Linked DNA regions of Homo sapiens: region 2 is linked to region 1. A link is a loop called in an ENCODE intact Hi-C map of the cell type or tissue named here. Cell type or tissue: PC-9. All regions are shown on one strand. Links, peaks and the distances in the headings refer to the core of each region. The heading gives the core; the rest is flanking DNA. Region 1 overlaps PTPN14 (protein tyrosine phosphatase non-receptor type 14). Region 2 overlaps PTPN14 (protein tyrosine phosphatase non-receptor type 14).

Region 1 (16,404 bases), core at 5,226-13,225:
TTCTCAGTTTTGCAAAATTCTCACTTTAAAAATTAAAATTCAATCTGTAACTTCAAAGCCTGCAGAAACAGTGGGAAGTTGTGTTTAAGGTTTTAGGGTCCTAGAGTAGTATAATTCAGGCCAGTTTTTATTATTCTTATAGGAATAATAAATTTAATAATAAATAAAGGATGCACAAAAGGCTAAATTCTTATGCAATAAATAGTATTTAATATATCCCCTAAACCTATTTAGGAGATGTATTACTCATTATATTATGCATAATCTATTGTGCATTACAGAAGTTGAACTACCTAGAAGGCTAAAATATTCTGAAAGAGAGGAAATACAATCAAACTGTACAAAATTGCTACAGAAGAACCTTGGATTCTCCATTCTGTTCCTTCTAGGATCCCCAGGAAGACGCCCACAATTTTTCTACTAAATAAGACCACGCCATCTATTCTCTAAATTCCTCAGCCTGAACCAAATGTTTTAAGCTTTGCAACTCTTTAATTCCTTCCCAGTTCCCCAAAATCCCCCCTGAGATTCTCCAACATCCATCTACTAACAGAAAAGACCAGCTACAGCTGAAAAGACATCAGGATACAGTTGTCTTCCATTTAACCAAACTTAAATGATAAGAATCACCCATGGCAATGATCAAAAACAGATTTTGATTCAGGGAGTCAGGACTGGGGTACAATAACCTACATATTTTTTAAAATGCCATAGGCAATACTGATGCACGTAGTGTGAAGACCACACTCAAAGAACCAACAGGCTCCCAATGTCTTATTTTTATTTTTTAAATAACTGTCACTCATCAGGAGTCTATCATCTCTTTAAATAATCTTTCACTGGAATCTGTTTATCTTTTCAGACTACAGTCTCTTCAAGTTACAAGTACTGTGAGATTACCATTGGGTCAGCCTGGCCCGTCCTGTGGCAGCCAACCTGGCTTCCCTGTTCTGAACAGCTGCTCTGACCATCTGGGAAGCTGTGAGGCAAGGCCCGCTTTATCCTGTCTCCTTGCTCGGGCCTGATAACCTTAGCCTTCCTACACTCGGCACAGGACAAAGCACCAGGCCGCGTCCTCTGCAGCAGATCTGCTCCCTCATATGGGACTGGAATGAGGGTGGGGAACCTCCCTGGGAATACATGTCTATGATAATAACACAAAATGTTTGCTTAAATTATTGTTTGCAATTCCACTTTTGGGAATTGCCTGAGGGAATTAGGGACAAATTTGAAGTTATCTTCAATAATATCAAATCATTTGTTTTGAGGGAGTAATTCTGAATTTTGGAAATCGCCAGTCAGTACAAAATTTGTACTCAGTAGAGTTTCTAGTAGGGTATGGTTTACAGTGATTTGGGTTTTACTAATCATTAATAATGTACGAAGCCTCACAGTGGCATTGTAATGTCTCAACCTGACTAGGCTGCACTCCATTTCCCAGAATGTTCTTCCCCTATGTTTCTGGTTAGTGTGGGTCACAGAGAATCTTCTGCCAGGTGACTGATACCAGCACAGCTCTCTGAGGGATGCAGCAGTTTCCTGCTACCTTCTAGTATATCTTTTCATTTAAAAAAAACAAATATTATTTGAAGACCTACTATATGCTAAGCACAATGGCAAATGCTTTCTGAACTCATCCTTACAATAGCTATGCTAGCATCATCTCCTGATTCTAAACACAAGAACTTAATTTTGGGGAGTTTACAGAGCCTGACCAAGAAACAAACACCAGAGAGTGAGGTCTTCAAGTCTGTTCTCCTTCTTTTTCCTTTTTTTCCCCCTACTTCCCACATTAATGTATGTTCTCCTTTGTAGTGTTTTTTTTATTGTTTTATTTCCAGCTATTATTTTCCTTGAAGATTAAACCAAAAAATACTAGTTCTTTGCTGATTCCAACAATCATTCAAAACATACAGAGCTCTAGCAGATACATAACTTGCTTCAAATTTTCCATCAGTATCCTCATCAGTAGCTATCTTTTCACAGTTGGCCATTTTATTTCAAGGATCCAAATTACCGACCTTTTTCATGTTTTCCTTAGTTAGACCTATGGGTTTCTCACATTAGTCACTGTCATAAACATCTATCTTTTCTACCTTCTTCAAAACATTTATGCTGGTCAAAAGCATTTGCTTCCAACATTGCTTCATCTCTGTGATTTTCTACTAAAGGACCATGTGTCTAACTCGCATTTCAGTTAAACTTACGTCAAAGTTGCTGGGATTTGCTCTGAATAACGGTAACTCATTTTTATGCTGGCAGCAAACGTCAGGCGAAATGTCTACTCACTCTCCCCAGCTGCAAGCACAAGATTGACGAGCTGACCTTGAGAGTTAGGAGGCTGTAAACCGAAACATGTTGCAACATGTCCCGCTATGATTACGCCTCCTCTGCTTTTACAAAGTACACCAGAAAGCAGTATCATTATTTGAGTCACACCTGGTAACTTGACACCTGCTGACACCTTTCTACTGTTTACTTGCAATGTCTCAATTTTCCACCCTTCTAAAGGACTCAGTGTCATCTGAAAGCTTGGCACTTTCACTATGTGCCCAGGGCTGGAGATCACTGATAAAGACGTTAAATAAAACCCATTTTAGTTCCACTCTCTACATAATGCTCGCTATTTAAAGGACTCACTCAAAGAAGTGCCTGTTTCCCTCTACCCTTTGTTTCTTCTGTCTGAACTACTTCCTTCTCTTTGACAAAACTCATCCCTTCCAATTCCACAGTGTGTCTTAGCTGTTACAGCTAAGGGGAGGGGAGGGGAGGATTGGCAAAGACTTTTTGAACGTTTAAATAAATCCTATCTATGGGCTCTCCCATGTCAGCATGCTTGGTTCACCTAAAACCATTCCAGAACCACCTTAAGAGCCAGGCTTGTCACTAAACAGCTGTGTGACTATGGGCAGAGTCCCTTTATCTGTCTGTTTCTCAGTTTCTTCATCTGTAAAACAAAGCAACTGGTCTCTGTGATTTATTGATATGTGGGGTCTCATATTTAGATATAAAACTCTATCATTCTGGTCTGTCTTGATATAAGGCAAAGGGCTCTTTCTCAAATAGGCTGTGTTTGTTTAAGATTTGAATGATGTCTTTATTGGCCTATAAGACGCTTGGTACTCTTTCTATGCATGAACCTTTTATGGGTAATCAGAGATGAGACAGATATTGTGAGCAATAAAGAGAGGAAATCTGAATAATTTGAGCCATGGCTCTGCAGTAGAAAGTTGACAGGGACATATAATCTAGCCCTCCGGAGTGATCTTTACACAGAAATAAAGTTTTCAAATGAGCACTTAGGGAAGTTATACTCTCACACTCAGCTCAACCACCTACAGTCTCTTATAGGCAGCTAAAGTGTTAATACAGCTGGACACTGAATGACATAAAATCAACTGGGTCAATGAAGAGATATGGGCTGACCCAAGTACTGAGATGCACTTCAAGTTATACAGAAAGTGCAAGTATCGGCAGTCAGGACCTAAATACCTACAAGGCCAGACAGGTCACAAGAATGTGTAAATGCTGCTGACTATTAACTCCCTAGGGAGTGGAGAACTAGGCCCAGTTAGACAGCACATGCCTCTCTGCAAGGCGTCCCAATTCAGTTCTTTCAAAAATGATCCTGGTGAAACAAAACCCACCTGAAGACCAGAATCAGCCCTCATAGTACTAGTTAATAATCTCTGATCTTACTGGTAGGTCAGCCCTCTGGATTTCTTTGTTGACTTTTTATGGAACTAAACTCCCTGTTACTCTGATAAAGCCAGTGAAGAAAGGCATGAACGGATGTATTTCTCTGGCAAAGTAATATAAAAGACTCCATTTATGTGATGACCTAAATCTACTCCACTTGTTAGAGAAAAAACTTCTGTTATTTAAAAAACAAACAGTTCTTTTTCAGGGTGCCCACTTTATAGAGTTCTAGTGAAGACTGAAAAAGATAATAATCTGAGATACTTAGCATAGCATCTTGCACATAAATGTTAGCTGCTACCATGACTACTACTGTTACATTATATCCGGTGATGGAACGCAACTACATTTTTCCACAGAACCACACAGAACTATAATATCCTCAGGCTGGGGAAGTTTTGAGGTTTTGGATTCTTGTGCTTTCTAGATTCTGCTGCTGCTCAGACACTGTAAGTTTCTTTAACGTGTGGATGTAGCACATCTGTCACTTCCTTCCTCTCCACCCACTCCACTCCAACTGAATGTCCCAATGCTGATATTCAGGAAAAAAGGTAGAGCAAACAATTATAAAACATCTATTCTTTGCACCTCTTCCAACGTCAAGATTTTTTTTAAAATCCATTTTTGAAATTGACACACCATTCTCAATCCCACCCATTGTAATGATACCCCTACAATCTTGAGAATCCTTTATGGGAAGCGGATGTCTCTTAAAAATTCATAAGGCACAGCCTGCATGCTTCAACATGACAAAACACCTCTTCATATAGCTTCTGTTGTTTTTCCCCCTTCTTTTCACACCTTTGTTAAAGGTAAACACTACAATGTGGCATCATCGTATTCTACTCAAGCTTTAGAAAAAGTAGACTATTTTAACATTTTGACTCATGCTCTATTACAAATCTTTATTATTTCATGAGTTCAATTGTTTAATCTTTCTCAGTCCTGCAATGTAACACTAATAAAGAACAATTTGGAATCAATGAATGAATGAACAAATGAATGAATGTATCTTTGAAAATCAAGGAATTCACAAAGGATAAAAATCAATACCTCTGCTTAAGAACTTATTTTCAAAATAGCTCAATAGCACATTATTTTTGTTTGCTTTTGAGAAAAGTTCCAAATAGACCAAATACTAACACATTAACCATGTGATTTAAAGATGTAATAATAAAATTATCACTTCTTTGAAGTATACTAAACAGGTTAGTACCCCTTATGCAAAATGTTAGGGACGAGAAGTGTTTGGGATTTCAGATTTTGAAATATTTGCTATACTTACCCAGTAGAGCATCTCTCATCCAAAAATCAGAAATCCTGAATGCTTCAACGAGCATTTCCTTTGAGCATCATGTTGGTGCTCAAAAAGTTTTCAATTTTGGTACATTATAGATTTTGAATTTTTGAATTAGGGATGCTCAACCTATTTTTTTGGTAAACTTTGTTTTTCTAATGGCTAAAACATACGTATAAGCATATCTTGCTTTATAAAGCATCTCAATCAAACATCTCAGATGCATTAAAGAACACAAACATTACATGAAGACTCCTTTTGAAATACGAATAATGCCTCTGATTTATTTCCTTTTGAAATTCTGAGTTTCCTCTTCATTATAGGACACCTACAATAAATAATAAGTTATGCCAAGTGATATTACAAAAGAACACTGATTTATTTTACTATTTGTTTTCCCTAAAGGGAAAGAATATCAGAGAAACAGCTAGATTATGTTTACGGCTAAGTTAACTTCGGCTAAGTTAACTTCATCTTATTTGTCTATACTTCATTGTTCTAGTAGCAGTAGGTTGCCTCAATAGCTAACTACCTAACTGCATAGCTTTCTTTTTTTTTTTTTTCTCTTTGAGACGGAGTTTCACTCTTGTTGCCCAGACTGGAGTGCTATGGTGCGATCTCCGCTCACCACAACCTCTTGCTCCTGGGTTCAAGCGATTCTCCCGCCTCAGCCTCCTGAGTAGCTGGGATTACAGGTATGTGCCACCATGCCAGGCTAATTTTGTACTTTTAGTAGAGACAGGGTTTCTCCACATTGGTCAGACTGGTCTCGAACTCCCGACCTCAAGTGATCCACCCGCCTCAGCCTCCCAAAGTGCTGGGATTACAGGCGTGAACCACCGCGCCCAGCCTAACTGCATATCTTTCACACCATATCTTTTTCTTAAGAGCAAAGAAAGAAACAAGAAGCAACTTCATGTATTTGGACAACTTGTACTATGAAGTAGGCATCTACTGTATAGTCTTGATTTATAGTCTTCTTCACAGTAAAACATAAGAAAATCCTAGTTGAGGATCAAGACAAGCTAATCCAATCAGCTTTCCTAAAAGAAATCAAATTGACTTTACACCACCTCCCCAATTCCTGCAAGGATTTCCCAGTGAGTCAGATCCAGAAGCAGAAATGGTTACCAGCGCTACATTTCTATTTTCTTATTTGCAAAGACAGTGAAAATTTTAGTTTTGTTCCCTTGAGGGTTTATTAAATTTACTTTTTCTCTTTGATCACACCCATAACAGTAGATTCAAATCAGTAAATCCACCGATACTTAAGAATAAATCGCAAGATAACAACAAAACAAGCAGAGGTGAACGAACAGAGATGCATGTATGAGGAACAGGAGGCTGTCCTTGTCCTGGGAAGGGCTGGTTACTTAATTTGCAGAGTCTAGCGCAAAGTGAAAATGCAGAATCCACTGTTGAAAAACCAAAAAACTTCAGGATGGCAACAGCAGAGCACTAAACCAACTACAGGGCACTTCTGAGCATGGGGTACTGTGCAACTAACTGCACAGGTCACAGACCCATGAAGCTGGTCCTGGTCCCAGGAGACATTTGCCCTTGGGTTTCACCAAAGCAGTGGCATTGCCTTCTCCTGGAAGTAAATAGGGTCAGCAATGTAGACGTTAAAGACAAATTCAAATAAACTTCTAGTAAATCAAATACACGGAAATGAAATAAAAGCTGCTTGGAGATACAGCTCTGTGGTGGGAGTGAGAGTGGGAGGGAGGTGGGGAGTTGAGACCTATTTGTTATTACATTCCCACTAACTAGCAAAGTGTCTAACACAGAATAGGTACTTAATAAAGGTTGAAATAAAAAACAATGCAAATGACAATCAACTTATCTCATTTTGGGAAGGTAATTCTTCTTCCCTCCAAGGTTGCACTGTTTATTACAGACAGCCATCTTCTCTCATCACATTGTACATTACATTAACCACACAGAATGTTTGAGATTAGATCCCAATGTCAACTGCATCTTAAAATATCTAAAATATCTGGCAGAAATAATTCCATTCTCAATAACCAACATAAAGAGAACAATTTCCCATTCACTAGCTGGAGCTGGCCAGGAGGAGAATTTGCTATTCTCAGCAAATTATATTATCCACAGGGAATTCATGCTTAATCTTAAGACTTGAAGGGAGTCCCTGTATCCCAGCCCACGGGTAGACTTTAAATATCCAGTAAAATGACATTTCAAAATAATAAAAGAACTAAAAGAACTGGAGGAACAAAATAAAGGGTGTTGTAAAAGGAAATGGAAATACTACCATAATTAGAGCTTTTAAAACAGACACTTTAAACACTGGTTGAACACTAACTTGTTTACAACAGCACACAAGGCAGATTGCAGGAGTCTAAGGGGGAAAAGTATTGGTATTTATAAGAAAGAAAATGTGAAGAAAGCTACTGTAAGGTCACTTCCTGAAACCTAGTTTAAGCACACACATGCACACACACAGAGAGACACACACATGCACACACCAAAACACCATTTTAACCCTTATGAAGATATACAGCTTCACTTAGTCTGGCTTTCCCATCAACATGCCATGGGCCCAAATACGTAACTGGAAAAAGGGGACCCCCATCATAGTTTAAAAATGCATTAACCTAACTCCCTTGTCACTCACTTCACACGCTGAAATGCACTTACCCTCTTTCTGGTACCTAAACAGCACAGCTTTAAATGTGGGTATTTATTCTCAGTTGGTTGAAAGACAACCTGTCCACTTGGTTCTTCCCAGACAGGAACTATCTTTAACATTTAAGAATGCTCCATGCAAGCCCATACAGAGATTAAGTATTTTAAAAATCCTCCTGGTGATAACTGCTAGGCAGTTTTACCTGGCTGACTAGAATACCCAGGACTTTGGAAGAACTGGGAGATGTACAATAGATCACTGATCCTAAGAGTAGGGGATACCCATAGCTGCTGAGAAGCACCGAAAACAGACATAGCATCCACCAGATAGAGGGTACTTGGAACAGGTCCTGTGGGCCTGATGTGTCTGCCAGATGTACGACAGTGTACTAAAATCATCCTTGGCAAATGGAATGACCGTGCTGGCTACAGCAGTAGTTGCACTCTGTCAATTCTGTAGAGTGCTCACCATTAATAGGGTGGACAGCCCCACCCAAACAGGCAGGCTACTAAGATGTCCTGGAAAAGTAGGAAATGTTATCTGACCTCATTAGGACAATTAGAAGCTCCTGTGCACTGTGCAACCATAACATTCAACAGTGAGTAATGCAAAGACAAACATGTTTTGGTTAAAAAAAAAAAAACCACAAAATTAAAAATTTTAGAAACCATGCATGCACTCAGCAACTTAGAAGTTTGTAGCCTAAATTCACTCTTCAAAAATTAAGTTTTCTTTTAAAAGTTTTCTCTTTAGTATTGAAGAAATTAAAGAGGGACTTCCATGCTTGAGGAAGACTTGGAAAAACCCCAGACCTAAACTAAAAGCAGTGATCTTGGCCAGCAATTTTCTGGCTTCCCCTTGCTATTATTAAGTATCCTTCTGTTTGAGTAAGAATTTATCCACCTCTCAGAAGCCATCTTTTTTCTTTCCGTGTCCAGAAAAATGTGAAAACCATGTGTTTATAATGAGCCTGTTGCTATGCAAATCATTAAAACACATTACAAAAATCTTTCCTTTGAGTCAGGAGAACATGCTGGGGAAGATGAACTGCTCAAGAGTCCCTTTGCTGGACAGAAAAGCTGGCAAAAAGGAATCTGAGAAGCAAAGCAAAATGGAAAAAATTACAGTGGTCCCATCCCTTGAGTCATTTTAACCAACAGGGGAAAACTAACATTTTCAAAGCCCCAAGGTAATAAATCTTACAGTTTGGGGTTAACAAACTCGGTGGTTCTTAATCTCTTTAAATCCTATGGTTTCATGACTCATCCCCCATCTGTCTACCAGAGTGTGTCCTTCTTTTCACTATTTTCTTTTAACATTTCTATAACAATATCAAGGGATTTCTTCTTTTTTCCTTTTATTTGTAGCCCTGTGTGTATTTTCCTTTTAATATATTTTGTTTTCTCATTCAATTAACACCTTAAAGTAGGGCCTGAGTTATCCATTTCTTATCCAACACAATCATAGTGTCTTGGCAGGTTTCCCTCACTTATGAAGGGACTTGCCCCTCAAAAGCCATATCTAGCAGATGAGACACAGTATGTCAAATTAATGTCAAAAAAAGCAGTGCCTCCTAATTTTCTAATTTAAACCAATTTGGACTTGATAATTTTAATAAAGCCAATCACTTTATTAAACAATTTGCAATCAATGTCACTCTCAAATTTTTGTTGTGTTGTTCTGAATACACTACTGACCTAAAAATTTCCATGGGTGTGATTCTCTGGGGACAACAAATTAAATAAACAGCTTTTAAATGTATTTTCCTTTGACTCCTATGTGTCTTGATATATATATGGGTTCATATACACAGCAAAAAAAAAAGGAAAACCCAACCAGAGTATTAATCTAGACTCTTTGTCCTTGTTCAGAGAGAAGAAATGGCTGGTCATGACTAATGCTATAGAACCTGTTCTCAAACAGAAGTAGCCAAACCATTGCAAACATGTGTTGGATGAAAACAAGTTTGGTTGGCTCCAGACAAAGGCTTATTTTTTTCAGCACAGATGGCTGAATGGTTGCCTCCTCCAACGGGTTGCCCGCAAATGAAAGACAGATTTCTATTTCTAATCTATGCAAATATCTTACTCTGCAGGGCATCACAAAGACTAACTGTTTTGTGTCAGACACTGCAGATCCCAGGTGCTCTCAGAGATGCCAAAGCCCATCTCCACCTGAGATGCCTGGTAACTGGGATAACAGCGGATGACTGGAGAGTTAGTCATTAACCCGCTCCTAATGAATGTTGTTGGGGCCTTCTGTGAAACATTCCTCTGGAATCCTGCCCCACCACCACTGCTTCCCCTTGGCTGAGCTGCCTGGAAGGCAGTTTCAATATTCAGTTCGGACCTCAGATGCTGCTAAAACCTCCCAAGAAGGCTGAGATTCCCAAAGGCTCTTAAGGACTGTAGCATTTTTCACCTTGTGTTGAGCACATCTGTCCATCTCCAACACCACACCGAGAAAACTCAAGCATTTAAAAATGTTATTCTGTCCAAACCAGATCTCCTTTATTCTCTAGTCCATAAGCCTACAACCTACGGCATGTCTTGCTGAATCACACCTGATCGTTGTTGGTGGCCCTCAACCTTCCCAAATAAATGTAATTCCTTTATTCTTTTCTTCCTAACAACTTTTCTTTGATTTCTTACATTTTTTTTTTCTCATGTTCCTCCATATTCCCAGCTTAAATCTTTTACTCACTCTGACACCCCTTGGCACATTCCAGTTTTAGGGCCCCTTGGAGGCAACAAAAATTTCTGCAATGCTGCAAACATACACACATACTCACGCACAGACAAAATGTTGCATGCTAATCCAACTCCTAACTTTCAACATTCTTTGCCATAAAGAGTTGGTTAGACCTGAAATCTACATAATTTAGTTCCAGCGCTTAAATCTAAAAATATCTTTCAAAGTTTAAAATTTTTTGTTAGTTTTTCTGATCAAATGTCAGCAACACAGTTTGCTTCAAAATCCTGTGTTGGAAAACACTTCTTTCCCTCCTTATCAACCTTCATCTGAAATAAACCAGGCTAATTAAGCAAAAAGAAATTCTAAAGAAAAAAGAAAAGTCCTTCCTAAATCCCACAGTTAATAACCACCACTACCAAAACTTTTTACTCTATACCTCCCTCTTTGAAATTTAAATACCTTTTGTTTTAGTCTATGAATGCAAACATTGACAGTCAAACAATGCAGCATTAAGTTTACTTCCTTGGAAAATCTAAAATTGTAAAGAGTTTTAGAGGTTAACTGATTCATTGATTCCTGAGGCTGGGTGAGTGTCAGAAACACCAGAGGAGTACTATTCATTTTCTCTTTTTTGAGATGGAATCTCGCTCTGTCGCCCAGGCTGGAGTGCAGTGGCGCGATCTCGGCTCACTGCAAGCTCCGCCTCCCAGGTTCACGCCATTCTCCTGCCTCAGACTCCCGCGTAGCTGGGACTACAGGTGCCCCCAACCAAGCCGGGCTAATTTTTTTTTTTTTTTTTTGTATTTTTTTAGTAGAGATCGGGTTTCACCATGTTAGCCAGGATGGTCTCGATCTCCTGACCTCGTGATCCGCCCGCCTCGGTCTCCCAAAGTGCTGGGATTACAGGCGTGAGCCACCGTGTGTCAGACACTGCCCGGCCTATTCATTTTAAACAATAACATCCTCTTGATTCTCAGCTCTAGACATTACAACCAGACTTCTGGTACAGCTCTAGAATCATATTTATAAGTGCTCCAGGTAACTATGATACAGCAGGCCCTGGTCTTTTGAGAACCACTGATCTATTCCAACATCCTACCCAATATGGTGGCTCCCTCTACAGGATACCACATGGGCTACCTGGTCCACGTGACAACATTCACAGAGACCAGTGCTCTCACCCTTTTGTAAGTCTTGTTCCATTTTTAGATGGCTTAGTTACTAGAAACTGTATTCCTACATTGAGCCAAATAGTCAAAGTTCTTTGGCTCCTTGGACTTCACTTACTTAGACCCTAATTTTGTGCTCCAGAACTGACAAAGAATTCCCCCTCCTACAACAGTCTGTAAATATCTAAAGGCAGCTACTACTGTGCCCTTGTAAGACTTAATTTTTCTTTTTTTTTTTTTGAGACGGAGTCTCACTCTTTCGCCCAAGCTGGACTGCAGTGGCGCTATCCCGGCTCACTGCAAGCTCCGCCTCTTGGGTTCATGCCATTCTCCTGCCTCAGCCTCCCGAGTAGCTGGGACTACAGGCGCCCACCACCACGCCCGGCTAATTTTTTGTATTTTTAGTAGAGACGGGGTTTCACGGTGTTAGCCAGGATGGTCTCGATCTCCTGACCTCGTGATCCGCCCGCCTCGGCCTCCCAAAGTGCTGGGATTACAGGCGTGAGCCACCGCGCCCGGCCGACTTAATTTTTCTAAGCTTAAACAACCTTTTTCTTTTAACTTCATAAAGCATAACTTCTGAGTCCCTCTTTATTTCAACTGCTCTTTCTCACCAATAGGCCTTACAGGATAGGTCTGTCTAGAGTAACAATACTTCATTTTTCTTACAGACAGAACTTTTTTCAATATACACTAATTTCTAGTCCATGTTTCACCCTCATCACTCATTACCTTGCACTTAATGGCCGAGAGCCAAGAATCAGCAAGTATTTATTAACTTAATGCTGTGTTCCTAGCACCGTGTAAAGTACTCAAGGAGGATTCAAAAGCCAACGGAAATCATCACATTTTGAGGAGTTAATAATTTTTTGTACAGGAAGAACTTGGATATGTGAATCAACTTGAAAACAGGGAGCAATGGTATGCAACAGAGTGCTTTAAATGTCTATCACATGAAAAACTGAACACTAGGTTTTTTGGATCAAGCTGTAAGCTAACTCACGGCCTCTGTTTGCAATTATGCCATCTACTTACAATACCTTTTGATTTAAAAATAAAAATAAAAAAAAAAGGAAAGAACGAAAGTGAAAAAAATAAGCACTTTGGGAGGCCAAGGTAGAAGGATCACCTGAGGCCAGGAGTTCAAGACAGCCTGGGAAATACAGCGAGACTTCATCTCTACAAAATTAGAAGAAAATTTAGCCAGGCTTGGTGGCACATGCCTGTAGTCCCAGCTACTCAGGAGGCTGACGCAGGAGGATTGCGGGAGCCCAGGAGTTTGTGGCTGCAGTGAACTATGATTGTGCCACTGCACTCCAGTGTAAGTGACAGAGCAAGACTCTATCTCAAAATAAATAAATAAATAAATAAATAAATAAAAGCCAAATTAAAGAAAGCAAGCAGAGGCCGGGCGCAGTGGCTCACCCCTGTCATCCTAGCACTTTGGAAGGCCAAGGCGGGCAGATCATTTGAGGTCAGGAGTTCGAGACCAGCCTGGCCAACATGGTGAAACCCCGTCTCTACCATAAATACAAAAATTAGCCAGCCGTGGTGGCAGGCGCCTATAATCCCAGCCACTCGGGAGGCTGAGGCACGAGAATCGCTTGAACCTGGGAGGTGGAGGCTGCAGTAAGCCAAGATCGTGCCACTGCACTCCAGCCTGGGTGACAGAGCAAGACTCCGTCTCAAATTAAAAAAAAAAAAGAAAAAGAAAAAGAAAAAGCAAGCAAGCAGAATATTGCCTTAAAATACACTTAAAAATTTCAAGAGCATCCTTATATCAGAAATTTAAAATCTAAAAACTACACAAAAGTCAGGTAGAATACTCTTCCTTCTTCAAAGCATGTTCCCGCATTGCTTCCCAAGCATTCAGAATGACAAGGTCCGGGTAAAAGGCAAAAAGTAAAGGGTTTATGTGATTCCTTTTCCTACCAGAAATATCCATTTGATGAGGAGACTTCCCAGGTATTTTAATGGAAAACTCTTACCAATAAATGAACTATACCAACATCAAAAAAATGCACTTATTCCATTCACTGAATATGCTTTATGAACTTACACAAATCCCTCACTTTACAGATGAGAGGGGAAAACATCATTTCAAAGGCAGCACACGGTTTCTCCAAGCTAAAGCAGACACTGAGTAGCTGCAATACCTTGTTCTCCTCTTCTACTGATGGCTTCTTGTCTCCTCTTATTTAGTAGGGACAATCATCAAAACTCCTGCTCTCGCAACATTTTCCTCCTTAACTTTACTCCCACTTTTAGTTACCTTTCCAATCTTCAAATTCGAAGTCTGATACCACATTTTGTTTGGGGATATTTTTAGGAAAAGGGTGGACAAAACAGAATTAGGTTTTTGTTTTTGTTTTTGTTGTTTTTGTTTTTGTTTTTGAGACAGGGTCTCAGTCTGTTGCCCAGGCTGGAGTACAGTGGCATGATCACGGCTCACTGCAGCCTTGAACTTCTGGGCTCAAGTGATCTTCCAACCTCAGTGTCCCGAGGAGCTGGAACTAAAAGCACAAAACACCATGTCTAGCTAGTTTTTATATTTTTTTCTTTTTGTAGAGACAGGGTCTTGCTATGCTGCCCAGGCTGGTCTCAAACTCTTGGCCTCAAGCTCTCCTCCCACCTCAGCTTCCCAAAGTGTTGATATTACAGGTATGAGACACCACGCCTGGCCAGGTCATTAATTTTTTATTAAATTCTTGCATGCCTATTTTACCCACAGTCTCCGATGAATATTTCCACGCTGCTAGAGATGAAATTCTGCCTGGCTCAGGATCCCTACTACCTTACCAGCATTACAGAAAACTGCTGGGGTTAGCTACATGGATTCAACCAAAACTCTAAAGCTGCAAAGCAATGAGTAAACAACCCCCAACTATTTTACCCTCTCCCCCACCACACACCCGCACCCACACCCACACACCCCTAAATCTACCAGCTCATCTACTTCATTGGAAGCTTCACAGTTAGTCAACACCCTTATATGGCACACAGGGGGAAAATGCACCTACCTTGTGGCCTCTTGCTGAAGCCATGACACATTTGGCACATAGAACATGACTCCAAAGAAAAGCAAAGGCTCATTAGCGAATTTGTCCAGATGTTTCTTCAGAGGTTTCTCCAGCTCCACCCATCGTGCTTGCTGGCTCTTGCTGAGAAACCAAAGGCCAAAGTAGTGCGTCTAGATAAAAGGGTAAAATAGCATCAGTTCATGCTCACCACAAGCATCCCAAGGCCACACAAGAAACGAGACTCCAGCATGCTGCATCCCACCCTGGGTTCCCCAGCCCATATATAAGATCCAGCTTTGACATATAACTTTGGGACTAATCAAAAGAAACCACAACCACACACTACTGTAACATACATGGAGTATCCAGATGCAGTATCCCTACTCATTACTACTGTTTGTGCTTGCAGATACCAAAGCGCCCATGTGAGGTAAGGGGAGTCGCGCAGGGAAGGGATAGTGCTGACTTTTCCCCTGATATCTGAAGACTGCCTTTTCTGTGTGCCTTCTGCATGCTTCATGATCTCACATGGAGCACACTGGCAAAGACCAACACCGCTCCTGCACCTGCTGCAATGTAACTTATTACTCAATTCCTAAGACAAAACCGCCTGCCAACTGAAAGCTTCTGCACTGTAGAATATTTTCATACAGTACCAGATTTTAACGGAGAATTTATTCACTCTTTTCGTGTGCTTTAAAAAGTATCATCCTCTTCCACTTTATTATACACGAACTGCAGCAAATCTCTCCCCATATCAAGCTTTGAGAGAGGAAGGATCGCCTCCTCACAGCTGCTGCAGGAGCCCCTGGTGGCTGTTCTTGGCAGATTATGGTGGGATTTGTTAGATGAAAGTGAGATTTTCGCCCTTAGACTTGAAGCCTAAACCAGTTTAGTTTTGAACAACATGCTAAATGATTAAAACAGGTACTTTTATGCACCCAATCCCATCTTTTATATTAATTCATGCTAGGATTTCAGGATTAGCACAACAATCACCAAAAAATAGATCACTGCTTTTGAAGATTCTTTTATATCTCAATTATAGCCTAGAATGGTTTACAGCACACCTGGAAATCTGCCTTCAAAAGAATGTTTTCATTACAATGTTCAATTTCCAAAGGCATTCTTATGCTGATGTTCCCACTCCAGCTGGCTGCCCCCTCAACATTATACAGATCAATCCCTGCCACAACCCCACCAAAATCTCTCATGAAGCTATGACTCTGACTTTACTAGAAAACCAGACGTGCCCTTGCCTATATAAAGCTGCAGACCCAGATGCTTTAAAGATATTTTAAATGGATTTACTTTGAGATGGGGGTAATGATTTGATTAGCTTTCTCCCATGATGTTCCAAAGGACAAGTTCACATCAGAAATCTATGCATTTCTTGAGCAACAAAATGCCAACCAGAGCCAAGGTTATATTTCTATCAACTTAGACAAACTTACTTGGATGAATTCTGACCCTATTATTCATTTCCTAGCTCCACTGAGTCCATTAGTTGTTCCAACCTGAGTGATGACATAGAGGAAATGAAATGTGGCTGAATAGAAAGAAAACAGACTTGGAGGTCAGTCCATCTCCCATCTTTTGCACTCACTGTCTCAGTAACTTTACACAAGTCATTGAGCCTTCTAGACTCTCAGAGTTTTCTCCTCTGCAAAATGGAGATGATGGTTACAACTTTTGCCCACAGGCTCTGAGAGGTGTAAATGAGATAATGCCTGTCAATCACCTGCATGGCACATGGTAAGTAACTACATCATAAGTGGTACCTTCTATTGCTGCTGCGGCTGCACGACTACTACTCCTGTTACCACCACCACCACCACCATCGCCACCACCATCATCATCATCAGTAAATCAAAG
Region 2 (16,404 bases), core at 3,421-11,420, 71 kb after region 1:
CATGCACATGTATGTTTATTGCAGCACTATTCACAATAGCAAAGACTTGGAACCAACCCAAATGTCCATCAATGATAGACTGGATTAAGAAAATGTGGCACATATACACCATGGAATACTATGCAGCCATAAAAAAGGATGAGTTCACGTCCTTTGTAGGGACATGGATGAAGCTGGAAACTATCATTCTGAGCAAACTATTGCAAGGACAGAAAACCAAACACCACATGTTCTCACTCGTAGGTGGGAATTGAACAATGTGAACACTTGGACACAGGGTGGGGAACATCACACACCGGGGCCTTTCAGGTAGCTTTCAGGCTATCTTGGCTTTCAATGTCTCCCTCACTAAATTTAATCATTTCTAGATGTTGCTGAGGTAACTGTAGGGTTCTTAATTGGCCTAATTTCAATATTGTTGTGTCTCAGGGAATAGGGAGGCGGGAGGAGAGGGAGAGATAAGGGAGGGAGTGGCTGGGCCATAGAACAGTCAAAACACACACAACTTTTATCAATTTAGTTTGCCATCTTATGTGGCACAGTTTGTGACACCCCAAAACAACTACAACATTAACATCAAAGATCCCTGATCACAGATCACTTTAACAGATATCAAGATAATGAAAGCGTCTGACATATTGTGAGAAATGCCAAAATGTGACACAGAGACTTGAAGTAAGCACGTGCCGTTGGAAAAACAGACTTGCTCAATGCATGGTTGTCACAAACCTTCCATCTATACAAGAAAACAGCAATACCTGTGAAACGCAATAAAATGGTGTATGCCTGTAATGACATTGCAATGAAATACAAAGATCACTTATTTACTTTTCCTATAGGTCCACTTTAGTTTTTCAATCCTTTCTGAATACACTAAACTCTGCCATTATCAGATGGTTCAGCTTTCTGAATAAAAACTCACACTCAGTTCTACTTCTCCTTCACCTGATTTGCCCTCCCAATCTCACCCCAAAAAGTTTAATCAGCTTCCATAGAGAAGTGCTCTCAGGAGGTAAGGCAATCCCTCTACTTTGGACACATAGCTAGAGACCATCTCCATATGTTTGGACTTGGTCTGGGCAGTTCTATGCCTTGGCTACCACACAGTAGGTCCTCTGTGAATGAATGATCTGTCCTCCAAGATCTGGCTTAAAGCCAGAGGCCAGAGTCCCCAGGTATAGTTATCAATTTGTTTTTTGTTTTGTTTTTTTTTTAAGAGATGAGGTCTTGCTCTGTCACCTAGGCTGAAGTGCAGTGGCACAATCACAACTCACTGCAGCCTCGAACTGCTGGGCTCAAGCAAGTCTCCCACCTCAGCTCCTGAGTATCCGTGACTACAGGCACACATGCCACCAGGCCAAACTAAGTCTTTGGTTTTTTTTTTTTATTTTTAAAACCACATCTCGCTGTGTTGCCCAAGCTGATCTCAAACTCCTGGTGTCAAGTGATCCTCCTGCTTTCCAAGTCACTAGGATTACAAGGCATAAGCCACTGCTAGTTGCTGATTCTTTAACAGCTTCTGAAGTTAGGCTGAATGGATAACCTTTTGCCTCTCTGTGCAAAAAAGCAATCACCTTGAGAAGACTTTCCCGTACTACAAAAGGTACTAATAAAAAATACGTTTTTATAACTCTTCAAAACTCACACTTAAATTGTGTGACTCAATTTAAAAACACAGACTACCAAATTGTAAAATACAAAAGCATCACTAATAAGCACATGAAAGATGCTTAGCAACACTAATCATCAGTAGAAATCAAAGCCACAGTGAGACAATGAGGTATCACCTCACAGGATGGCCCTTATCAAAAAAAAAAAAATAGAAAGAAAAGAAAATAACAAGTGTTGGCGAGGATGTGGGAAAAATTGGAACTCTTGTGCACTGTTGGTGGGAATACAGAATGGTGCAGCTGCTACAGAAAACAGTTCAGCAGTACCTTTAACAAATTAAAAACAGAATTCCCTTAGGATCTATGGATTCTCTTTCTGAGTATAGACCCAAAAGAATTTAAAACAGAGTCTTGAAGAGATATTTGCACACCCATGTCACAGCAGCATTATTCATGGCAGGCAAAAGGTGGAAGCAACCCAAGTGTCCATCAACACATGAATGGTTGGATAAACAACTTGTGGTCTATACATACAATGGAAGGAAATCCTGATACATGCTACAACATGGATGAACCTTGAGGATATTATGCTGAGTGGATTAAGTGTTCTGTCTTTTTTTAGATTCTATAATTCTCTGTTTGGCATCCATCACAGGGCCAGTTGCTATAAACTACATTGTATTATTTTCTGCCTTCTCGATGGTCTTAGATTTGTGGCCTTGCTGACTGGGGAAAGGCTGCATCTCCCAGGGCTAGTCAATTCTTAGAGGGCTAGTAAATTCTGAGGCCCCTGCCCCAGCACATCTTCCACAGGCAAACTCACCAACTCAGTGCCCACACCCCCAACCATCTCCTTTATCAAAAGCCAGTGTTCCATCTTGCCTTAAATCCACCCAGGGCCACCCACCAGACTGCTGTACCCCACAGCCTACCAGATTTACTCAAACTTGCCAGTCTTAGCTGCTCACCCTGTCCTACCTCACCTTTCCTAAGGAAAACAAAATAAGGGTTTGGCCTAGGCTGTCCCCTCACTCCTTCTGCCTCCTAACCAATCCTGCTGCTTCTCCATGTGGCCCTATAGGGTTTGGCATGCTCCTTCTTCTTAGGAAATTTAATAAAATTAAAATCCCTTGGGTACAACTGACACAATCAGTCAGTCACAAAAAGCCACATTCTGTATGATTCCATTTATATGAACTATCTAAAGTAGTCAAGTTCATGGAAACAGAGCAGAATGGGGGTTACCAGGGGCTGAGGGCAGGAGAAAATGGAGAGGTGTTGTTTAATGGGTGGAGTTTCAGTTTTGCAAGATGAAAATTTCTGGAGATTGCAGCACAACTAATGAGTTGCACACTTAAAAAATTTTATGTGTTTTTCACTACAATGTTTTTAGATGCTAAAAAAATACGTATTATTTTTTGAGACAGCATCTCGCTCTGTTGCCCAGGCTAGAGTGCAGTAATGCAATCTTGGCTCACTGCAACCTCTCTCTCCAGGCTCAAGCAATCCTCCCACCTCAACCTCTCAAGTAGCTGGGACCACAGGCGCACATCATCATGCCCGGTTAATTTTTGTGTTTTTTTGTAGAGACAAGTTTTTGCCACGTTGGCCAGGCTGGTCTTGAACTCCTAGACTCATGCGATCTGCCCGCCTCAGCCTCCCAAAATACTGAGATTACAGGCATGAGCTACCGCACCCAGCCAAAAAATAAGTTTTTAAATCAATTTTAAAATCCCCACCAAGAATCCTGGTCCAAACACCAATTCAAACTAGAAGGATGTAACCTTTGAAGTACACATGGTCTATATACTTAGCTGAAAAATGAAAAATGATCTGGTCTGGGATAGGAAGCAGCAGAAAAACCTAAAAGATAGTTGGGGGAAGCAGTAGGAAAGTTGGAAACTGGCTGCCTGTAAGTGTAATGCAGTCCACAAATATTCATTCAATCATCTGTTCAACAAGCATGTACTTAGTACCTACTATGTGCCAAGCACTGTTTTAGATGCTGTGCAAGTGGAAGTAAACAAAACAGATTTAAGACCCCGCTTACAATCTGATGTTTGTTTGGCTCAGTGTTCTTTAAAAATTTGAACATGTTGCCACCATTTAAACATCAAAATATCTCACATAAAAATACTGATTTCCATTAGTTCTTCAAAAAAAAAAAATCTGATAGCACTGGCCTGAATTTCAGTCTAGGCACAATTATCTAGGACTTAACTGACTACCCTCATTGACAGGGCAAGCATTCTCTTCTTGGCCACAGTCCCACCACTCTCTGTGTGCTACGGGTGTGCTTTACTCATTTACTCTTCCTGCCTAGCCCCATAGGCATTTGGATTTTTAACCTGCATTCCATCTTGTGCCTGGGCTTCCAAGTCAGATTTCACAAAGTTCGAATCCCACATCTGCTACTGCTAGCTGTGTCAGTTGAGCTATATTTTTTCTGTCTCGGTTTCTCGATCGGTAAAATGGGGGCAATAATAATGGTATCTATTTCATAGCGTTGTCATAAAGATTAAATGAGATAATGTGTGCAAGGTGGGTAGCACAGTGCTTGGCAAAAGTCGATTCTCATTAAATTCCTGATATTTTTATTATTTTTGGTTGCTGTGTTATTACTCTTGTTCACCATCACCATCATTAGAACCAGCAGCAGCAGCAGCAGGATTGCAAGAAAAATACTTAAAATAGGGACAGAATTTCAGGGCCTGCCCAATTGTGAAAGGTCCCCTTCTTGTACCATTCCTCCCCCTCCCTCAATTTTCCTTTTTTCTCTCCTTGTCTTTTTTTAAATCCAGGATAATTTTGAAAGTTGACTCAGTAACTCCAGGGGGTCTTTTACCATCTGGATGCTCCCAGGCTACAAATTCCAGAGCAGCGGGCAGAGTCAACATATAACCTCAGGGGGCAAAATTAACAGTCTGAGGTAGTCCTCAAACAGGATAAAACACCCTATTTTAAAAGGCAATAAACCTAGTGCTTGAAAGCCCTCAAACGCTCTACAAAGATATCATGAAGCCACGACTATGATTTTAAGACATGCCGCATGTATGGGTCCTACTGATGCATAAGAATTGCTCTGGGCCACTCACCCACCATCCCGTAGATGCAGCATTTGAGGGAAGATTTTCCAAATTTGCCATATAGACTTAGAGCAGTCCTCTATGGATAGGAAAGTATGAACCAGTGGTTTTACAACTGAAAAGGCACCAGGGAATTTGTAAAGGTGCAGATTGCCAACAGATTCCCAGACTCTCTCTACTAGACAGTCTGATTCCCTGAGCCTGGGGTCCCCCCTCGATGGTGCTGGTGCCTGAGTTTTAATGTGCTCCCGGGCAGGCGGGCGGGGCTGACTCAGGCAGTCCCCATACTACTGAAAATAATACTGAGGATGTGTGCCAACTCCTCCATCATCCAAACAAGCCTTCACCCCATGACCCCAGCTCAAACCACTTTGTGCAACACCACACATTTAAGGCTGCAAAAGAGACTTGCAGTGTGCCCTCCAGTCCTTCCTCTTTAGAAGGGAAATAAGAACTGTTGAGAGAATTGAACAAAGCAGAGAATCTGAGAGCCCCTAAACCCAGCATGTGGACCAGAGCAGGCACTGGAGGCATCGGTACAAGTCACATACTAAGCAGAACTTTGTTCGGTCGCCTGGCAGCTCCCCTCCTGTAGCCGACAATAAACAAGCATCCATCTCTCTCCATCATCCACTGCCGTGACCGAGCAGGACTAACAGCAAGAACAGAAATTCTTCCTCCTATTACATCTTCTAAATAAATCAAATGGCAACAGAGCCCAGGGAATGGCAGCTTTTCCATGCCTTTTGACCAGTCAACTATCAATAAATCAGGAGAGAAATCCCTCCGTAAGTAGAAAAAAGCCTTATTTCAGTGATTAAAGACAATGAAAAATTTACACATTAGTTAATGGAGTTTTTAAAAACTGAGTTCAGCATTTGGGAGAAAAAATACTCTTAGATGTAAAAGTATCCACTATCCACTAGGCACTTATTTTTTTTTTAACGATAATATGTCTATCTTCCTGCCAGCACCACACTCTTTTGTTTATTGGAGATTTGTAGTGAGTTTTGAAATTAGAAAATGTGAGTCTTCCTATTTTTTTCCAAGACTGTTTGACTACTAAGGGTATATTGTAATTCTATATATATTTTAGGATCAGCTTCTCTATTTAAGAAAAAAAAATAAGCCAGTAGGGTTTTAGTAAAGATTGCACTGAATCTATATATTGCTTTGTGTAGTGCTATCATGTTAATAACAGCTTCCAATTCATAAGTAGGGAATATCTTTTCATTTATTTAAATCTGATATTTCTGTCATTGACGTTTTGTGGTTTTTCAGTGTGCCTCCTTAGAGAAATTTGTTTCTAAATATTTCAACATTTTTAGTGCTATTGCAACAGGAATTGTTTTCTGAATTTCGTCTTAGCATTCTCTATTGCTAGCATAAAAACAAATGATTCTCAAATGTGAAGAAAAGAAAAAAAAAACTGAGTTCAGGATACTTACTGAATTTTTAATCCCATAAAAGGGATTTTCCTTTCTACTTCCTTCTCTTGAGAAATATCTTGCTATTTCACTGACCCTGGAAAAGTTACCTTTGGCAAAGTACAATTTTCCTGGAAAAACTGCAATTGGGCTGATATTCTCAGTTAGGCCTGCTATATCTGATAAAGAGCTTTGTACTCAACTTTTCAAAGCTCTTAATACCTAGGTATAATTTCCTGCACTCCTCTTTCGATAACATAAAAGCAGGAAGTACACCTCCACCTCACCCCAGAGGAGCTAGATTAACCCTGCCACTGCCAGGTTCTCAAGAAAATTTCTCTGTATTGGCACCTGCATAGCTGATGAGCCCAATATTAAAATAAAACAAATTTTTGCTTCTACAGTGTCTTCACCCTTCCTTTTTTCACAGTTGAAGCCACACTATTGAAGGGGTAGGAATAATTTCTCTATGATGCCTTGTGTGTTTTGGTTTTGTTTTCAGTGCCAACAATGCAAGAGGCCAAGGTACCATATATGAATTGAAAAGTAATTCACAGCCCTTCAGAGTATCCTTTGCAAGGATGGCAGTGACCAGTGAGAGACATTGCTGTTCCCACTGAAATATATTTAAAAGAGTCATCACTGTGCAGCATATGCTGGGCTGATATGACATCTGCCAGAAAGCTAGCATTCCTATAAAAGCAGACAGTTTATTAAGATATGTTGACTTTCCTGCTGGACATCATTCTTGCCAGATTAGCACCAGAGCAAAACAAACACAAAATGTGGTTGGTAAAGTTTGTTTGAAGTTACCTACTACTAACAGCTTACCGCAGCAATACATAGTATTACCAGGACTGTAAATATTTATTTTCCTTGGGTATAGATTCAAAGGAAATAGAAAGGCAATGTTTGTTTGAAAACACTGAATTAATTTTGATATTAAAAAAAAACTCAGAGAGGCAGGCAGGTGCTAAGTGTTCCACCTAGGGAAATTCTAATCTTTACAAACAGAAAAGGCACACACATTCCTTTGCTACTATCATATCCCCACTTGATAGCAATTCCTGTTCCCCACCCCACCCCACTCCACCTACGCTACGCACCAGGCATACTCCTCCTGGCTTCTGGACTATGCCTTGAACTTTAAGGCACCTGCTCTCCTCTCTCACAGTTCATGTTCCCTCTTTCCTCCTGGAGAAATTCTTTCTCATCTTCCCACCAAATATGTCCTATCCAACCTTCCAGGCCCAGCTATCTCCTCCGCTCCTAAGGCTGTCACCTGTCATCCAGGCAAATGTAATCGGTCCTACCTCTAAGCCTTTACAATGTCGTGTCCACATCTTTTACAGGGCAACTGCCAGCCCTGCACAGCTACCTCCTTCTGCCTCAAGGACATGGTCACCTCCATTTCTGTGAAGGCATGGTCAGTGTACTATAAAATTTCCACATAAACAAACTTTATGTATGTATGACAAAATGCATGATATGTCTTCCTTTCTGAAATAATTACTGCATCAAAACTTAAGGATCCTAAATGGAGAAGGGAAAAGCCTTCAAGTATGTCTCCTTGGCACACTAACCACCAAGGTTAAGATTAACTCAAGACAAAGTGCACATTGAATCTAAAGAAGCTTGAGATGGTACTGCTAGGTCAACTCACCAAATTTAATGAGCATAATATTAAAAAAAAAAAAAACATAAAGTAAGAAATACCCAAAAATCTAATCATAGCACTAGCCAGAGGCCATAAATGAAAATATGCAGGAACACATCAGCAAAGTGAAACTTACCTTTCTTCTGAGATGACATGGAAAGAAAAATATAACAGGAGGCAGGAGGAGTAGGGAGGGAAAGGGACCCTTCCCTAGTCCCTCTAGACTATACAAAGCTTTATATCCATGATCTGAGGCAGGTGGATTGCTTGAGCTCAGGAGTTTGAGACCAGCCTGGCCAACATAGCGAAACTGTGTCTCTATAAAAAATACAAAAATTATCCAGGAGTCGTGGCACATGCCTGTAATCCCAGCTACTCTAGAGGCTAAGGTGGGAGTATCACTTGAGCCTGGGAGGCAAGGGTTGCAGTGAGCCAAGATTGTGCCACTGCACTCCAGCCTGGGTGACAGAGAGAGACTCAATCTCTAAAAATAAAATAAAATATAGAAAGCTTATAATATAAAGACCTCTAAAGAAGGTACTTAAAATATAAAAAACTTATAAAATCCTCCCCAGAAGGAACAATGCGTTGGTATCTTTTCATAACCCCTGAGCTACCATATTTATTTCACCTAGCACATGGTAAACAATAAATGTTTGTCAAAAGATTGAACTGGGTACTGTATCCGAAAATCCACCATGGATGGGATGAATTTCTCTTCCCGAGGATGAAATTATTGTTTTGGAGAAGATGGGAAAACACATCATGTAAAAATGTCAGAGATATTTCTACCCAACTAAAATATGACACCAATATATCCAAACCACTACTCTCTATTCGCCACTACTAATAAAAGAAACTCCCTAACCAGATTCAGAAACAGCCCTTTTAGAATCTGATAAATGATATCCCCAGAATGACAATAGTTTATTTTTCACATCTTCATTTCATTAAGGTCATTAAGCATATTAAATATGTTACATTACATAAACTATTCCAAATATAGGCTTTTGTCTTGAATAGTATTATCCTCTATTATCCACTGTGGTAGATGATCTATTTCACAAAGAATGAAAAACAGTAGATAATGACCAAGGAATTTATTCATACAGAGAGGATGAGACTTCAAAAATGAACTTCCTCTGGGTTCTCTTGAGCCCAAGGACTGAAACCATTTAAAATCCCACTGGGCAGATGGGTTGGCTGGGTGCAAGTGGGACAGAACAAGGAAGGGGTACAGTTACCCTATTATTTGTGCTACTTCTAAATACAACAGCTATTCACTTTATTTTAGATAAAGTTATATTCAGCTAAACTGAAACAAAAAAAGAGGTAAAATTAAGTAACTACGCTACCCAAAAAAAAGTCTTTATGTTCAGGCAGCAAGATAAATAAATGTTAGTTTGAGGAAAATGTCCTAAGAATATCTGCCTTGTGTTCTGTTTTATATTTTAGGTATGTTGGCTTTAAACTAATTTCCTAGATAATTTGATCATTGCCTTTAATTAAAAAGAACAAAACGAAACAGGCCAGGCACAGCAGCTCATGCCTGTAATCCTAGCACTTTGGGAGTCCAAGGCAAGCAGATCACCTGAGGTCAGGAGTTCAAGACCAGCCTGGCCAACATGGTGAAACCCCACCTCCACTAAAAATACAAAAATCAGCCAGGCATGGTGGTGGGCACCTGTAATCCCAGCTACTTGGGAGGCTGAGGGAGGAGAATTGCTTGAACCTGGGAGATGGAGGTTGCAGTGAGCTGAGATCATGACACCGCACTCCAGCCTGGGTGACAGAGCAAGACTGTCTCAAAAAACAAAACAAAACAAAACTCAACAATCAAGAGGGAAGCACCTTTATACAGCATTGCATTCCTGTATCAAAGCCCTCACCACTCCAAAAATGATCTGATTGAGTCTGTTCCCCCACCCCCATCTCCAACTAGAAGCACCTTATTTATTTTCAGAGTTACTGCCCCAAACTTGCAACACAGTGAGTTCTCAATAATGCCTGCTGGTCCATAATATACTGAAGTAACTTCCTAATATACATTGATACATTCCAGGGACAGTTTCAGATACTAAAGCACTCTTATTTGTATAGCAGGCTAACACTAAATTATTCTTATTTACTTGTTAAACCAATCCTGCCTAGCCTTCTGCTAGGTGATAGAGATAATCGCTTGCATATACTGTTTTTTGAGTAGCATATTACATGAAAGTTCTTTCAAATTAATCTGGATTATTAATATTCACAAAGAGTTTTAACCCTCCCGCCCCATGAAATCTTTTATTCAAAATATAAGCAAGCAGGCTGGGTGTCGTGGCTCACGCTTGTCATCCTAGCACTTTGGGAGGCCAAGGGGGGCGGACGGCTTTAGCCCAGGAGTTCAAAACCACCTGGGCAACAAAGAAAGTTCTGTCTCTACAAAAAATAAAAAATTAGCTGGGCATGGTGGCTAGCGCCTATAGTACCAGCTACTTGGGAGGGTGAGGTGGGAGGATCCCTTGAGCCCGCGGGGTTCGAGGCCACAGTAAGCTATGATCATGCCACTGCACTCCAGCCTGAGTGACAGAAAAAAACCCTGTCTCAAAAAAAAAAAAAAAAAAATATATATATATATATATGCAGAATATATGCAGAACAGTCAGGTATGAATCAGTCTGTCTGCCCATCATTTGGTAGAGATGCAATGAGAAAATGAACAACAGCTAAGCCGGCAATGACTTACTGACCCCAGAGCTTACTATGTGGCAGGCTTTCTTGAGGAGAAAAGGTTATGAACGTCTTATCCAAAGAAACTGTCCTCTTTTCTTTTGATTCTCTACAAACTACATCTAAACCAATAAATATATAGTAACAATAAAAATGACGAAACTGAGAAGGTTTTAGAATGCTTTTGTTTTAAATTAGACTGTGGTAAGCAATGGAATCAAGTCATCAACTCCAGCATAACAGATACAACACTAAGAATGGTGGAACAGAAGTTTTGATTCAAGAAAGTTACACAAAAAGAATGAAGAATTTTCAGCAAAACAGAATTTAAATACTTCAGGATGCCTGGAATCTAAAAGAAAATGTCAAGTAGTTCAGCAGCAGGTGGGAACAGAAAGGGGCTCATTACCTTCCTCATGAAACTCACCCATAACCACTGCACTGATGGTCATCTCTCCACGGTAGGAAGAGAGGAGCAGGCTAAATGCAATCTACAGGCCCCCCTCCAGTCCCCGCTTTTACTGTTCTGCATGCACCATATACTTTCCTCCATCACTCTGACTTGTTGAGTTTATTGGGATCAGTCTTGTGTTTAAGTGCCTTGTAAATAAATACAAAACATTTCACCAGTTCACTCAAATGTTTTACTGCCTGACCTCCTGCTTGGAGGTTACACATGGAGCTGATGAAAAGAATGTCATAAGCATTCTTTTCTACCCACCTGGACTAAATTGTTATTTACCCCAGGCCAGTGTCTCTTTAAAGAAGCTAAAATTGCCTTCCGTCTTTCTGTAACACTGGGGTAAATAAAACAGATTCACAATGCCTAACAGCTCCACATGTCATTTCACAGAAGGCATTTGAGGGAAAAAGAGTCATCTGTTTTCCTAAGTAGAAAATGAAATTTATCTTTGGAGAAATAACAGTTTTTTTAAAGGAAGCTCAATGCAATTTAAAAAATAAAAACATGTTTTCTTGAAAACACATGAATCAGTGAGAGATCCATGGCCCACATGGCATGTTAATCGCTTTATAAAAATATTTCTCATATAAATGCATACACGAGTATGCTGTTTTCACAAAGTACTTGACGGCCCCTTAGTTAATGGCAAAAAGGACTTCTCAGATACCTGCTCTAGCTAAGATATAGAAAAGAGCCCTCTGATATAATCATCCAATTAAAACGGCAGATGCCTTCCTTGAGAGAAAAAGATGTATAAATACTAAATGTGACAGTATAAACAGAAACAAGAAAGAACGGCCAGGCGTGGTGGCTCACGCCTATAATCCCAGCACTTTGGGAGACCAAAATGGGTGGATCACCTGAGGTCAGGAGTTTGAAACCAGCCTGGCTAACATGGTGAAACCCCATTTCTACTAAAAAATACAAAAAATTAGGTGGGCGTGGTGGCGTGTGCCTGTAATCCCAGCTACTCAGGAGGCTGAGACAGGAGAACCGCCTGAACCAGGGAGGCGGAGGTTGCAGTGAGCCGAGATAGCGCCACTGCATTCCAGCTTGGGCAACAAGAGCGAAGCTCCATCTCAAAGCACACCCACACACACACACACACACGAACAAAAGAACTAGAAGACTTCAATAAGAAAAACAACTAAAGGTAGGAAAATACGCAGTTAGGAAAAGTATGGGCAGAACTGATGCAGCACATCCCCCAGTTGTTTGTCAGAAGGTACCTAAAACCATGTTTCATAAGATTTTTGTTGTTTTTTTTTTTACTTAATCTTCAACAAAATATAAATCTGAAGCTTTTTTTTTTTTTTTTTTGAGATGGAGTCTTGCTCTGTTGCCCAGGCTGGAATGCAGTGGCACGATCTCGGCTCACTGCAACCTCCACTTCCCAGGTTCAAGCAGTTCTCCTGCCTCAGCCTCCCTAGTAGCTGGAATTAGAGGTGTGCACCGTCACACCCGGCTAGTTTTTGTATTTTTAGTAGAGACAGTTTCGCCATGTCGGCCAGGCTGATCTTGAACTCCTGGCCTCAAGTGATCTGTCCCCCTCAGCCTCCCAAAGTGCTGAGATTACAGGTGTGAGCCACTATGTCCAGCCTGAAGCTTCTTATATCATCTTTTCCCCACAACTATGAGAGATTTCATACCAGTCATGTAGCATCTTAAGGATCAAAAGTAGCTTCAATGGAATATGGAAACCTACGGCAAGTTTGGAAGTAGGTACAATCACTACCAAAGTAAGCTTTGATTAAATTAATATCTTGTTTTCAAAAACAGTAACTTGCAAAATGGCCAGTCAACAAATAGCTAATTCAACTCAAATAACTATCTGTGTTCAGAAAAGGAACAAGCAGGATACAAACATCCAAGCCCGCAGAACGTAACCACTAAATATATATGCAATACCTGTTTTCCATCAGGTTCTGAAACAAATTCGCTGTCCTAATTATATTCAGTTTAAACCAGCGTAAAAAACAGTTAACATTCATTGAGCCTACACCAAATGGTGGTAAGTGGAGGAGGTTGCTGAGAAGTGCAGTTAACCAATTCAAGGCCGTTTTAAATAAAGGACAAGAAAAGTGAAAATGAAGACCACCAGAGGGCAAAAGTAAAGACCGCAAGCAGTAAAAGCTTTACTTATAAACAAAAGACAACCAATTGTGAAAATAAATGCCATGGTGTTTTAAAAGACTTAATGTGGGCAACTCCTTGTTTAGGACGGCATAAAATTGCAGGTGATATCAATTACATTTAAAATGCTGGCAAGATAAGACTGAGGAGAAAGAAGGCAGTCACTCGGCCTATTCAGAAGCAGGGAAACACTAAATCGAGATCTTTTGAAATTGTGGTGGTGATCAGAAGCTGACTACAGACCAAAATAATGAAAATTATTCTCACTCCTAAGACTTAATCATACTTAGTGAGGCACCTAAGGTTATGGGAGATTAATGTGCTATTCATCCTTGGACAATCCTTACATTGTCACAATATAGGATCTACAAGGACAGGTCAGATCCATCTTTATAGAGGCAGTGCCCTTGAACCTGGCATCCCGAGGTCAACACAGTCTCTCGCAGAAACACATCCACTTCCCCACATATCCCCATATCATCCCATTTTTCTTATATACCTCTTACTGGAAGTCCTTCCTAACCAAGAATGAACCCAGAGCAATCTGTCATGCACTACATGACATCTCAATTAATGACGGACCACATACACGACAGTAGCCCCAGAAGATTATAATACCATATTTTTACTGTGCTCTATGTTTCGATACACAGATACTTACCATTATGTTACAACTGTCTACAGTATTCAGTACAGTAACATGCTATACAGGTCTGTAGCCTAGGAGCAATAGGCTACACCATCTAGCCTAGGTGTGTAGTAGGCTCTACCATCTAGGTTTGTGTAAATATATTCTATAATGTTTGCTCAACGACTAAATTGCCTAATAAGTCAATTCTCAGAACATACCCCCTTGTTAAGCAACCACAGATTTGACAACTAGGGGCCCTGAGTGCAGTTTCAGTGACCCCACTTCCGGAGGTATCTGGGCTGCTGGCCCCAGGAGTACTGGCCACCAACACAAGGCCTGGAGTCCCTCCTCCTCCTGCGGTGGCTGACCAGGATCCTTGAGTTCCTGTCACTGAACACTGGGGCTGGGAATCTATTTTTGCACTGAAATAGTATTTGAGAGTAATCAGATTCTTTTTTTTTTTTTTTTTGAGATAGAGTCTTGCTCTGTCACCCAGGCTGGAGTGCAGTGGTACAATCTCGGCTCTCTGCAACCTCTGCCTCCTGGGTTCAAGTGATTCTCCTGCCTCAGCCTCCCAAGTAGCTAGGATTATAGGCATGCACCAACACGCCTGGCTAATTTTTGTATTTTTAGTAGAGGCAGGGTTTCACCATGTTGGCCAGGCTGGTCTCAAACTCCTCACCTCGGGTGATCTACCTGCCTCGGCCTCCCAAAGTGCTGGGATTACAGGCATGAGCCACCACGTCTGGCTGACTAGATTCTATAGTATGCTACATAAGAGGCAAGAAGGCTTTTGCCAGACAGCTGAGAACTAAAGCACCAATTTTCACATCGTTCTATAGAACGATTTTCTTATAAGAAAATCAATTCCTCATTGCAAGCTGATTTACAAGTTTTTGAAACTACTTCTATATGAAGTGGGCCTAGAAGAGGAAACAGTATGCACGTATCAAGGCAGTAAAAGTGAAGAGGGCTGGGCGTGGTGGCTCATGCCTGTAATCCCAGCTACTTGGGAGGCTGAGGCAGTAGGACTGCTTGAGTCCAGGAGTTCAAGACCAGCCTGGGCAAAAAAACAAGACTCTGTCTCTAACAAAAATGTAAAAATTAGCTAGGCAGGATGCTGCACACCTGTAGTCCCAGCTCCTCGGAAGGCTGAGGCAAGAGGATCCCTTGAGCCCAGGAGGTCAAGGCTGCAGTGGGCTATGATCGTGCCACTGCATTCCAGCCTGGACAACAAAGAGAGACCCTATCTCTTAAAAAAAAGGCGGGAGGGGGCGAGTGGAGAAGGATTCAAAATATAATAGGATCAATGGAAAGACAACATATCTCCTGTGAAATTTATTTTTTCAGACTATGCTCCTCTCCAGCAATCTCTAACATATCAGCTATGGCTTCCTATTTCAAAATCCTTCACCCACCTCCCAATCTTCTCTTCTCTCTCTTGTCTATCACATCCTGTTCTCTAGAGATTTCCAGCCCAGAATTTGAAACACCCCAAGTGTCTCAAATTATTTCAAAATAAGTTATGAAACTTTCAAAACAAATTAATGTAGTAAGTGTACACTATAAAGGAATCTGCCATGGAGGGTGTCAGGAAACCCAAAACCCTGGAGATCATGTTGCAATTCCCAAAAGGAAGCAAACCACAGCTCAGGAGAGGCCAAGGAGGTATATATGTAACATATAGCAGTCCCACAAACACTTTAAAGAACTACACAGAATCAGCACTAAATCTCTGCGAAGATTCAGAAGTCGGTGCCAGCACTGTGACAGAAGGCAATGTTTTGCAGAGGGCAGTGGAGGTACAACAGAATATGTATCTTTTTCCACAGTGGAGCAAAACTTCGGCTAAATTCTACTAAACCTCTTACCCCAACCACTTCCAACCTCTGACGGGACACTTTTCTAAAATGATCCCAACAAACCTGGTGAACCTCTGAAAATATATCCAAACAAAATTAATTGTAATGTAAACAAATGTAAAAACAAGTATACTGCATACGTTATAGTCCCATTTCTCATGGGAAGGGTCAGCTGCGAATGCTAAGATCATTCAAATAACATGACTTATCACAGCAAAACAAAAGTTTAAATTTACTATTTAAATTTGCTACTTGAATCTTTCCTGGACAAAAACAAACCTGGCAACTAGTTTCTTCTGAAGAGTAAACAGCACAGAAGTTTCCTCTTTCACTCTGACCGCAAATTCAACCACAGAGTTAAAACAAAAAGTTTTCTAGAATTCATGAATCTGTACAGAGGTGTTCAGCTGGGAAGCTTAGGAATCATATTCTACTAGATCAACTAAGTCAACAAAGACAAAGAAACTGAGTCATGGGTGGCTAAGTAACTTGCCTAAAACCAAAATAGCTAATTAGTGACTTGGGACTCAGGTTTCTGAAATTCCACAGGCGTGCACTTTCCACTAGACCACATGGGTGAGGATGGGGGATGGTAGGAGGAGGTGCAAAAATTCAAAATGGACTTGGCCCGTTACACATCTGCCCAGAGTAGTTTCATCTTACATGGCCTAAGGGACTCTCAAGGAACAAGCTAAAGTCAACTTTTTTTTTTTTTTTTTTTTTAAGACGGAGGCTTGCGCTGTCACCCAGGCTGGAGTGCAGTGGCATGATTTCAGCTCGCTGCAGCCCCTGTCTCCTGGGTTCCAGCGATTCTCCTGCCTCA

The links. A loop is a pair of places that touch in the nucleus more often than their neighbours do. Peaks named below come from ENCODE experiments on the same cell type or tissue, not always from the same donor. Only the 100,000 strongest peaks of a DNase experiment are listed, where the experiment ranks them.
Region 2: it touches region 1 in a loop (3-fold over the local background); 5 of 110 quality-filtered maps call a loop at or near these places.

The regions. Positions count from the first base shown.
Region 1 is chr1:214,437,276-214,453,679 of GRCh38, forward strand. PTPN14 (protein tyrosine phosphatase non-receptor type 14) reads right to left here. Exons shown (of 19, transcript NM_005401.5): 3 at 14,530-14,699. Among named protein-coding and RNA genes, the nearest start is that of PTPN14, 110 kb to the right of the region's middle. RefSeq lists enhancers at 1,873-2,844, 2,159-2,498, 9,163-9,849, 12,931-13,430. In PC-9, for the core only: a CTCF peak has its summit at 9,184; DNase peaks (open chromatin) are centred at 8,206, 8,826, 9,756 and 10,416; H3K4me3 peaks cover 2,305 bases; H3K27ac peaks cover 4,000 bases.
Region 2 is chr1:214,509,680-214,526,083 of GRCh38, forward strand. The region is part of intron 1 of PTPN14 (protein tyrosine phosphatase non-receptor type 14); the gene reads right to left. Among named protein-coding and RNA genes, the nearest start is that of PTPN14, 34 kb to the right of the region's middle. RefSeq lists a silencer at 4,867-5,161 and an enhancer at 15,949-16,404. In PC-9, for the core only: no CTCF peak of the experiment used is centred there; DNase peaks (open chromatin) are centred at 6,352 and 6,882; H3K4me3 peaks cover 1,640 bases; H3K27ac peaks cover 2,763 bases.